Regions from separate parts of the Homo sapiens genome. Here all the other regions are linked to region 2. Evidence: chromatin contacts called from ENCODE Hi-C or POLR2A ChIA-PET data. All regions are on one chromosome and are shown on one strand. Each heading gives the region's core, a stretch centred on a gene start or an enhancer-like site at or near the end of the contact. The rest is flanking DNA. Distances are from core to core; before and after follow the strand shown.

The links. A loop is a pair of places that touch in the nucleus more often than their neighbours do. ChIA-PET counts read pairs that join two places held with the same protein, here RNA polymerase II (POLR2A). Pooled maps may share reads with other maps.
Region 1: a loop to region 2 is called in a map with no recorded cell type, with 5 times the contacts of the local background. The contact joins the promoter of LINC-ROR here to the enhancer-like site in region 2. A Hi-C loop is called at or near these places in 29 of 37 single-sample maps with no recorded cell type and 5 of 50 pooled maps.
Region 3: a pooled map shows a loop between it and region 2 (5-fold over the local background). The contact joins two enhancer-like sites. A Hi-C loop is called at or near these places in 7 of 37 single-sample maps with no recorded cell type and 10 of 50 pooled maps. POLR2A ChIA-PET finds 5 or more read pairs at or near these places in 1 of 52 experiments (GM12878).

The regions. Positions count from the first base shown.
Region 1 is chr18:57,069,998-57,073,570 of GRCh38, reverse strand. It overlaps LINC-ROR (long intergenic non-protein coding RNA, regulator of reprogramming), which reads left to right and starts at 1,452. Exons shown (of 5, transcript NR_152602.1): 1 at 1,452-1,667; 2 at 3,568-3,573. RefSeq lists enhancers at 606-1,319, 1,320-2,033.
Region 2 is chr18:57,831,358-57,834,843 of GRCh38, reverse strand. No RefSeq gene overlaps it. Among named protein-coding and RNA genes, the nearest start is that of ATP8B1, 30 kb to the right of the region's middle. RefSeq lists enhancers at 976-1,025, 1,066-1,155, 1,196-1,395 and a silencer at 1,773-2,067. Within about 2 kb of position 1,308, at least 6 of the 41 ENCODE cell types and tissues checked have a DNase peak (open chromatin) inside an H3K27ac peak, as active enhancers do; they include GM12878, where a contact is called at or near this core.
Region 3 is chr18:57,003,510-57,007,145 of GRCh38, reverse strand. The region is part of intron 26 of WDR7 (WD repeat domain 7); the gene reads right to left. Among named protein-coding and RNA genes, the nearest start is that of WDR7-OT1, 35 kb to the left of the region's middle. RefSeq lists an enhancer at 2,119-2,168. Within about 2 kb of position 2,290, at least 2 of the 41 ENCODE cell types and tissues checked have a DNase peak (open chromatin) inside an H3K27ac peak, as active enhancers do; they include GM12878, where a contact is called at or near this core.

The sequences.
Region 1 (3,573 bases), core at 203-2,702, 760 kb after region 2:
TGCAAGATAAAAGTTAATTGTTGTGTAATCATTATAATAATGCAGTTCTAATCCGAGTCACTTTCATCCCCCTGCTATGGACGAAAAGTACCTTCCAAGGACATTTTTGCTGAGCTTCCCAGCACTTGTGAGGGGCTGCCCTGCCCATCTGATAGAAGATAAATTCTGAAGATGGGCAGGCCTCATTTCTGCTGGGTCCCCTGGCAAAAATGAGAGCAGAGCCCATGTGATCTTTTCGGAAAGGCAGAGCTGTTCAACTGGTCAATAATCACAGACCGGAATTCAGGACACTCCAATGGAACATGACATGAGTCAGCTCAATTCCCTCATCCTCAGCTTCCTCATCCAGGAGGTAAGAGGACAGGGCGAAGGCATTCCCATGCCCCTGTGCAACTCCAGAGTTTTGTGATTTCAGGATTCATAGTCAGAGGGCCCAACAGAAATTGGTGACTGCCCCACACACTTTTATTAACTGGAGGCAGAAGAGTATCATTTGCTTCTTCGATTCCTCCATAGTGCCCAGCATAGTGCTTCCCTGTGCTCAATAGATATCTGCTGACTGATCCACTGGTCAGATCCCAGGTCTCATGACTCCCAGATCCCTGCTCATTTAATTTCAAAAAGATCAATCAATCAATCAATCAATATATTTTCTACAGTGCTGCAGTGCCATTGTGCAGATCAGAAGAAGGTCGGCACCAGCCAAATAGCATTCCCATATTCCCATATCAATCCAACAGGCAGATAAAGACCACACACACACACATATGCACACACATACATGCACACACATATTAATACACAGGCATGCACACACGCACATACATGCACACATAAGCACATGCACACACATGACCATAATACAAGTGCACACACACGCATATGAACACTCATGCACACATACACATATGCACACATATGGACACACAGAAATGCACACACACATATGTACAGACACTTAGGAGGATATAGTGGCTCGGTCACGATGCAGAACCCTCATTTCTAGGAGTCCACCTCATAAGCACAAATCCTTTGGTGGACTCACAGGATAATTTCCCTAAGGGGCTTTGTCAGGCCTCTGAGCCCAAGCCAAGCCATTGCATCCCCTGTGACTTGCATGTACATGCCCAGATGGCCTGAAGTAACTGAAGAATCACAAAAGAAGTGAAAATGCCCTGCCCCGCCTTAACTGATGACATTCCACCACAAAAGAAGTGTAAATGGCTGGTCCTTCCCTTAAGTGATGACATTACCTTGTGAAAGTCCTTTTCCTGGCTCATCCTGGCTCAAAAAGCACCCCCACTGAGCACCTTGCGACCCCCACTCCTGCCCACCAGAGAACAAACCCCCTTTGACTGTAATTTTCCTTTACCTGCCCAAATCTTATAAAACAGCCCCACCCCTATCTCCCTTCGCTGACTGTCTTTTTGGACTCAGCCCGCCTGCACCCAGGTGAAATAAACAGCCATGTTGCTCACACAAAGCCTGTTTGGTGGTCTCTTCACACGGACGCTCATGAAATTTGGTGATGTGACTCGGATAGGGGGACCTCCCTTGGGAGATCAGTACCCTGTCCTCCTGCTCTTTGCTCCGTGAGAAAGATCCACCTACAACCTCAGGTCCTTAGACCAACCAGCCCAAGAAACATCTCACCAATTTCAAATCCAGTAAGTGGCCTCTTTTTACTCTCTTTTCCAACCTCCCTCACTATCCCTCAACCTCTTTCTCCTTTCAATCTTGGCGCCACACTTCAATATCTCTCCCTTCTCTTAATTTCAATTCCTTTCATTTTCTGGTAGAGACAAAGGAGACACGTTTTATCCGTGGACCCAAAACTCTGGCGCTGGTCACGGACTAGGGAAGGCAGCCTTCCCTTGGTGTTTAATCATTGCAGGGAAGCCTCTCTGATTATTCTTCCAGGTTTCAGAGGTGTCAGACCATGCAGGGACGCCTGCCTTGGTCCTTCACCCTTAGCGGCAAGTCCCGCTTTTCTGGGGAAGGGACAAGTACCCCAACCACTTCTCTCTGTGTCTCTACCCCTTCTCTGCCTTTCTGGGGGGCAAGAAACCCCCAACCCCTTCTCCTTCACTCTTAGTGGCAAGTCCCGCTTTTTTAGAGGAGGGCAAGTACCCCAACCTCGTATCTCTGTGCCCCAATCCCTTATTTCCACACCCCAACCTCTTATATCTCTGCCCCCCAATCCCTTATTTCCACGCACTGACCTCTTATCTCTGCACCCCAATCCCTTATTTCCGTGCCCCGACCTCTTATATCTCTGCACCCCGATCCCTTATTTCCACACCCCAACCTCTTATTTCTCTGTGCCCTGATCCCTTATTTCTGCACCCCAACCTTGTATCTCTGTGCCCTGACCCCTTTCCTGCTTTTCTGGAGGGTAAGAACCCCCAAACCGCTTCCCTCCGTGTCTCTACTCTCCCTTTTCTTTAAACTTGCCTCCTTCACTATGGGCAAAATTCCACCCTCCGTTCCTCCTTCTTTTCCTTTGGCCTGTGTTCTTAAGAACTTAAAACCTCTTCAACTCTCACCTGACCTAAAATCTAAGTGTCTTATTTTCTTCTGCAATGCCGCTTGACCCCAATACAAACTCGACAGTAGTTCCAAATAGCCGGAAAACAGCACTTTCAATTTTTCCATCCTGCAAGATCTAAATAATTCTTGTCGTAAAATGGGCAAATGGTCTGAGGTGCCTGATGTCCAGGCATTCTTTTACACATTGGTCCCTCCCTAGTCTCTGTGCCCAGTGCAACTTGTCCCAAATCTTCCTTTTTACCCTCCCACCTGTCCCCTCAGTCCCAACCCCAAGCGTCGCTGAGTCTTTCTAATATTCCTTTTCTACAGACCCATCTGACCTCTCCCCTCCTCCCCAGGCTGCTCCTCGCCAGGCCGAGCTAGGTCCCAATTCTTCCTCAGCCTCTGCTCCTCCACCCTATAATCCTTTTATCACCTCCCCTCCTCACACCCGGTCCGGCTTACAGTTTCATTCCGTGACTAGCCCTCCCCCACCTGCCCAGCAATTTACTCTTAAAAAGGTGGCTGGAGAGCTAAAGGCATAGTCAAGGTTAATGCTCCTTTTTCTTTATCCCAAATCAGATAGCATTTAGGCTCTTTTTCATCAAATATAAAAATCCAGCCCAATTCATGACTCGTTCAGCAGCAACCCTGAGACACTTTACAGCCCTAGACCCTAAAAGGTCAAAAGGCCGTCTTATTCTCAAAATACATTTTATTACCCAATCTGCTCCTGACATTAAATAAAACTCCAAAAATTAAATTCCAGCCCTCAAACCCCACAACAGGATTTAATTAACCTCGCCTTCAAGGTGTACAATAATAGAGAAAAGTTGCAATTCCTTGCCTCCACTGTGAGACGAATCCCAGCCACATCTCCAGCACACAAGAACTTCCAAATGCCTGAACTGCAGCAGCCAGGCGTTCCTCCAGAACCTCCTCCCCCAGGAGCTTGCTACAAGTGCCAGAAATCTGGCCACCAGGCCAAGGAATGCCTGCAGCCCAGGATTCCTCCTAAGCCGTGTCCCATCTGTGCAGGACCCC
Region 2 (3,486 bases), core at 59-2,558:
GAAGCAACTGTTTAACTAATGCAACCATGTTTAAAGTTCCCAAGGGATCCACACTCTTTAAATGATGCATAAATTGAGTCATTTTGTAAAATACAGTACCTTGATTTATTTGCTTAGTAGCTTTTAGTTTGTCTACTAGGTTTCTCTAAAGAAGAATACAAATGTATTTAGGCATAAATTGTTTTCAATCATTTTCTTGGTGTCTACATTACCCTCCATGTAATATATTAGGGGTTCCTAAGCCACAAATGGTATGATTGAAGGTATAAAAACTTGAAGCTCATTGCAACCTTAAACTCCTGGGCTCAAGCAATCCTCCTGCCTCAGCCTCCCAAGCAGCTGGGACTACAGGTGGGTGTCACCATGCCCAGCTAATTTTTAAAATTTTTTGTAGGAGGCCTTGCTATGTTGCTCAGGCTGGTCTTGAACTCCTGGCCTCAAGTGATCCTCCCACCTTGACCTCCCAAAGTGCTGGGATTACAGGCATGAGCCACCGTGCCCAGCCCCCATCTCTTTTTAATACACTAGAATTATGAAATGACAGCAGAAAGAATTCACCTTCTAGTTAGCAGTTGGATCAAACAAGTAAAATAATTTGAAGATGAGCAAAAGGAACCTTGTTATTTTTGACTTAAATGTTCTTGAGAACAAAAATGATGATGCCAGGCTTCAGAAGATGGCCCCTTAAGGGTTTAATGGTTGAAAATCATCCTCACTTTCCTACCCCTTTCAACACACACACACACACACACACACACACACACGCACGCAGTGTTGGGCTCAGTGACACCACATAACAATAGCAACAGGCTTAAGGACAGTGCAAGCACAGGTGCATCAGGCTACTGTCGGGAGAAGGGAAACTAGAATATGCACCGAGAATAAAAAATGGCTTGGGTGAGTCATCAAACAACCCTGTCAAAAAGCAGGATGTCTGATTTCACAGCCTCCATTGCTCCCTCCAACACCACATGGAACATGAACTCCAAACTGATAAAGTCTCAGGCAGGTCAATCACCTTCTACTCAGCCCCAGTGTGAAAGAGGAGGGACTCATATGGAAAAGCCTGCTCTAAACACAGGCTTATCTGTGTTGCAAGATGATGAAACATTACAGACTTAGGGAATTCATTCTCAGGTGAGAATTCAGTAACTGGCACTGGGGGTTGTAAAATATACTGGCCATGAGTCCCTTAGGTAGTCGAAGGATAAGACGACCAAAGTCTAACCTGAGCCGATGTTACTGACGTGAGTGTCAGTACATGCATCTGAATCTTACTCTGTCAATTTTCAAGAAAGGAAATGAAAGTAAAAGCATTTGTCACTTGAGGAATTTCTCTGTATGCATGATTATCATTTGTTGCATTTCTCACATATTTAAAGTTGCTTTTGAGCCAAGCTATGAAGTGAGTAAAACTTGACTTTTGTTTCTTGATTCCTTATTTTCTCGCCTCATATTTTTTTTTCTTTTGACAGTTAAATTAGTTAGGATACTAGTTTCACTCCTACTACAGAGAGAGTGGCCCCAAATAATACTGATTTAAGTGAGATGAAGGTTTATTTCTCTGACACAAAAAAGTCCAAGCTAGTATGCCGCTACCAGTCATACCAGGAATAGTTTTAGGGACTCAAATGCTTACCTAGTTACTTTGCAATCTGCAACATATGCTTTTTTCATCTTCTCTTGGTGCAACATGGCTGCTCCTGATCCTGCCAATTCATCTGTATTCCCTCCTGCAGAAAGAAAAGAACGGGCACGGGGCATGACTTGAAAGTTGCATGTATCACTTCTGCTCAAGCTCCATTGGCCAGAATGTAGTCCTACACCCACACCAAACTGCAAGGGAGAGATATTTTAAAGCACAGAGTGGTGATTTGGGTTCAGAATGAAGACCCTGAGTGATTTGGAAAAGGCTACATCTGTTCACTATGTGATAAGTTGGTGATTAATTCAAGGCTATACTGAGGAGGAGAGCCAGGAGGCCTGAGTGCACCAAAAAGATGCTGACAGATTCAGTGGTGATAGGAAGTGACCTAGGGCCTGGAGAGAAACTAGGGGACTCCCAGGAAAGCTGGCTTGTGGTGATATAGGAGGTAAAAAGGAATTACTTAGGGAGATAGCAAGGGCATGGGAGTCCTTGGTAGGGCTTTCCTTTTAATGAAAAGCAGCCCCAAATAATTTTCTAACAAAGAGCAGCTGATAAAAGTTGAGCTGCAGACATAGACAAGCAAGCTGGCAGCTTGCTGCACAGATGAATGCCAGCAGGAACTAAGGACTAGACCTTTTCAAGATGGTGGCTCCATCTTGCCTTCTCTGCCAGCCACGTGTACGGTAAGAAGCAGATAATATGGCCCCCATCAACTGGAAAGTCCATTTGCATAAGAAGATTAGGGTAGGGCGACAAGCCTTCCCAGAGAGCTTTGTAAATGTCATACATGATGGAACCAATCTGTGAGGCCTAGTAAATCAGACAACACCTCCTCAAACTGGACTATAAAACTCGGTGCGTTCTCCACCAGCTGGTCCTTTCTGCTCAGAGACTCCTTCTGAGAGGTGAAGCCAGCTGGACTTCCTGGGTCGAGTGGGGACTTGGAGAACTTTTCTGTCTTAGAAGAGGATTGTAAAATGCACCAATCAGCATTCTGTAGCTAGTAAGAGGATTGTAAAATACACCAATCAGTGCTCTGTAAAAATGCACCAATCAGCACTCTGTAGTGAGCAAGAGGATTGTAAAATGCACCAATCAGTGCTCTGTAAAATGCAACCATCGGCAGGAGTCTAAAAGTAGGCAATCGCGGGGAGGATTGAAAAAAGGGCACTCTGACAGGACAGAAACAGAACATGGGAGGGGACAAATAAGGGAATAAAAGCTGGCCACCCCCCAGCCAGCAGCAGTAACCCGCCTCGGGTCCCCATCAACGCTGTGGATGCTTTGTTCTTTAGCTCTTCACAATAAATCTTGCTGCTGTTCACTCTTTGGGTCCGTGCCATCTTCAAGAGTTCTAACACTGCAAAGGTCCATGGCTCCATTCTTGAAGTCAGCGAGACCACAAACCCACTGGCAGGAACCAACTCCAGACACACTTCCTTTAAGAGGAAGCTGTTTTTCTTTCTCTTCTCTTCTAACTGTTAAACCTCCACCCCTAAACTCCTCCTGTGTGTCTGTGTCCTAAATTACTCTGGTACCCGACAATGAACCCCGGGTTTTTTTGTTTTGTTTTGTTTTGTTTGAGATGGAATTTCGCTCTTGTTTCCCAGGTTGGAGTTCAATGGTGCAATCTCGGCTCACCGCAGCCTCAGCCTTCCAAGTTCAAGTGATTCTCTTGCCTCAGCCTCACAAGTAGCTGGGAATACAGGCATGCGCCGCCACACCAGGCTAATTTTGTATTTTTAGTAGAGACGGAGTTTCTCCATGTTGGTCAGGCTGGTCTCAAACTCCCAACCTTAGGTGATCCACTCGCTTTGGCCTCCCAAAGTGCTGGGATT
Region 3 (3,636 bases), core at 1,041-3,540, 830 kb after region 2:
TAGCTGGGTGTTGTGGCGGGCGCCTGTAGTCGCAGCTACTCGGGAGGCTGAGGCAGGAGAATGGCGTGAACCCGGGAGGTGGAGCTTGCAGTGAGCTGAGATTGGGCCACTGCACTCCAGCCTGGGTGACAGAGCGAGATTCCGTCTCAAAAAAAAAAAAAAAAGTTAGGAAAGATAACAAAAAAGGAATTAAACTGGAACTTGTATATATTTGTGGATGTACATGCCTGTATACATACATACACACATATGTACTGGTTGCTCACTTAGATATGCAGATTCTTCTCGAACACACAAAAAAATTAACCAAATTAATGACTTTAAAAAATCTACATTAGTGATCATAATCACCAATTTGGTTTTGATACAAATTTCAATTAGTCTCTGTATTCATAAGCTAGAATCAATGCAAAAAATGCTGGATACTTTACTACTAATTATAGCCACACAATTCATATTTATATAAGCATTCCCTATAGTTTGGCCAAAGGTAATTTACCTGAATGAAAGGGAAAGTGAATATCCTATCACTAAAATTAAATTTTAGAGGAATATCTATTTAATGTTCTTAAAGTGGGAGATATATTGGCTTAAACCTTTGTATCTTTAATGCAATCATACTGCCTAATGATAAGCAAAACTAAAAGGTCAATTCATTACAAAATTCAATATTTGGACCATCAAACTCTTTAGTACTTAATAAGCAATTAATATTTGTCAATGAAAAATGTTGTGGTAATACAGGTGAAAATCAATAACACAAGCCCACTTGTTGCACTACCACTGACAAGCTATCTAAATAACTACAATCTTGAAGAAAAAAAAAAAACTGCTTTGATGTTTTAACTTATGTTCTTTCCAAGCAGACGTGAATCCTGTGATGCTCTCTGTTTATAACACAGAATGCACTTTGTTAGTAATCTGCTCATAATTACTATCATGCATGTGACCCAGAGACGTGTGCCTTAAAATAACATTCTATGCCTTATTACAGATGCTATTAAGGGCACACTTTAATACTATGCATGCTAATTTTATTCACTTTAAAGAAAAAAGCATCTAAAACTCAACCAGAAGCTTTCCATTTAATATAATATTTTCCTTTAGGAGTAAGTATATGAGAAGGTAGTTTGGACACACTTCTGAGGCTTAAAAGACTTTATATATGAACTTTGCATTAGCAAAAATAATTTTTAGTAGAAGCATAATTTTTATTTAGACCAAGCTTGTCCAACCTGTGGTCTATGGGCCACATGCGGCCCAGGATGGCTTTGAATGTGGCCCAACACAAATTCATAAACTTTCTTAAAAGATGAGATTTTTTGTTTTTAGCTCATAAGCTAGCATTAGTGTTAGTATATTTTATGTGTGTGGACCAAGACAATTCTTCTTCTTCCAGTATGGCCCAGGAAAGTCAAAAGATTAAGACACCCCTGATTTAAATATTTTTTTCTTTGAAAAACACCGGGAAAAATATAAAAAAAGAAACTAAAAATTACCTATAGTACTACTATTTTTGGGGTACTTATAATAAAACTGAAAACCCTACCCAAATATACTTACTCATCAAATCCCATCCCTCAGAAGAACCACCATAAGTCACTGGCTTACAGTCTTCCAGATTTCATATTAGCTTGTCTTTGAAATCTTAAAGTTTATCAGATTTTCCTGGTATAAACAATTTCATACTCCTATGCACTATTTTATTTTTCCATAAAAATATTTTACTTGCTCAGAGATGAGAGTCATAGTTGCCAGATCACTTTAAATGTTGAAATTAAAATTATAACATTACATGGTAAGTGTAATATTATATGGTAAATGCATGCTCCCTAAAACTGTGCTTCTGCTTTTTTTAAAAAAGGAAGATTATTAACAAAAAAAATTATTTAACATACATTTAGTTGCTTTTATAGTTTAGAAATGATAAGGACATCATTTTTTTAAACAGTTTTTTATAATATGATAATAGTTTTATGCTAAACATTTCTATTTAACAGTCAATTGAGATTAGTGGTTAGATACAGCATTGTACATTAAGATGCCTGACACGGTATTATAAAATACAGATTTTTAATTTATGACTGTTCAGGTGTCAGAGTTTATAACTGCTTTGCCAAAGGTTAAATTACAAAGGAAGTCAACCAGGAAACCCAAGAGTACTCTTTAAATATGATACAGGCCTTCAACTCAAGGTGTGAGTACGAGTTAATACAGAACTACAAATGCCATTTATGGGTTTCATCTTTGGAAAGTTTAGACTTCACTGAGAAATCTGACTCATACTTCCTGTTCCAGCTATGAAAAACTCAGAACTCAATGTCATAATGGGCTCACTGAAAGGCAAATTCTGCTTGCAAAGTTAAAAAAGAGTGAAACTGTAAGAACTGTTTTGATCTGTAAAATATTGATAACTAATATAACTTTAAATACAAGAAATCCTTCTATTTGTAGTTCTGTATATTTACTGTGTCACTCCTGGCTATTCCGTATGCAATGTGGTAATTTTTAAAATGACCTGCTAGTGACATTTTTACGTTTAGTAGGTTGCAGTGTTTCCACATGGGCAGCCATCAAATGAGAGGTCCTAAAGTTTGTTTGGAATTCAGTTGTTTGGAACTCTGCACACCTTTAAACAGGAACAATGCGACAGATAGATTTCTGGGCCAGTTTCCAAAAGCCAAGAGAATTCTTAATGTTGTAGAATTTATAGTGCCAGTTCAATCTCCTAAGTACTATTTATAATAGTTTCTATGGGGAAAAGCATTTCAAGGTCCAAGCCAGCCCCAAGGAACTTAATTGTCTACTGTAGACACCAGAGACATATAACTTCTAACATCTCTGGATATACAGGAGGAATATATGTGTGGTACTAGGCCAGGGTGGTATGTGTGGGATGTCAGAGGGAAGTATGAGATTACCTATCTGGAGCTCCTAGATATTAGATTCATCCAAAGCTCTAAGCTAAAATCAGGGAGACATTCATTTACCTCCTCCTACACCCATAACCTCAGGTAGAAGTTAAATTATGGGATTACTGTGTAGGCCAGGTGAGAAACCTTGGAGATTTTCTGGGTATGAATGATTACAAAGGCTAGGGTGTGTGTGTGCGCGCACACACACATACACACATGTGGAGGGTATAATATAATGCGGAGGGTATGATATAACATACATATAATGTGAAGGGTATAACACACACCCTCCATGCGGAGGGAATACTATATTCAAAAGCCTAAAGGAAGGAGAGTATAGCTTGTTGGGGAAAAACAAACAAACAAAAAGCCCTCCAGAATGATCAATATTTACAGTGCAAGGAATGAAGTGGAGTCAGATAAGCATAGTTGGCAAATTAGTCTGAAGACAGACCATAAAGGGCCCCGTGATTTTCTGTGAATATGCACTGTGAACACATATTTAACGTAAGGATTATTAAATCCAACAATCATAATATTTTAAAAAATATTTACTGAAAGATTCGTGTGATCCAAATCATTACATTTTGCATCTAATTTAACTTTGAAAAGACAGCTATTTAATACTAGATTAATCCCTGAACATTTTGCTATTTATGGAGATCAAAAACCTGAGTAACAACATGGTTTTGTTCATTCTATATTTAGAAAGTGTGTTTGA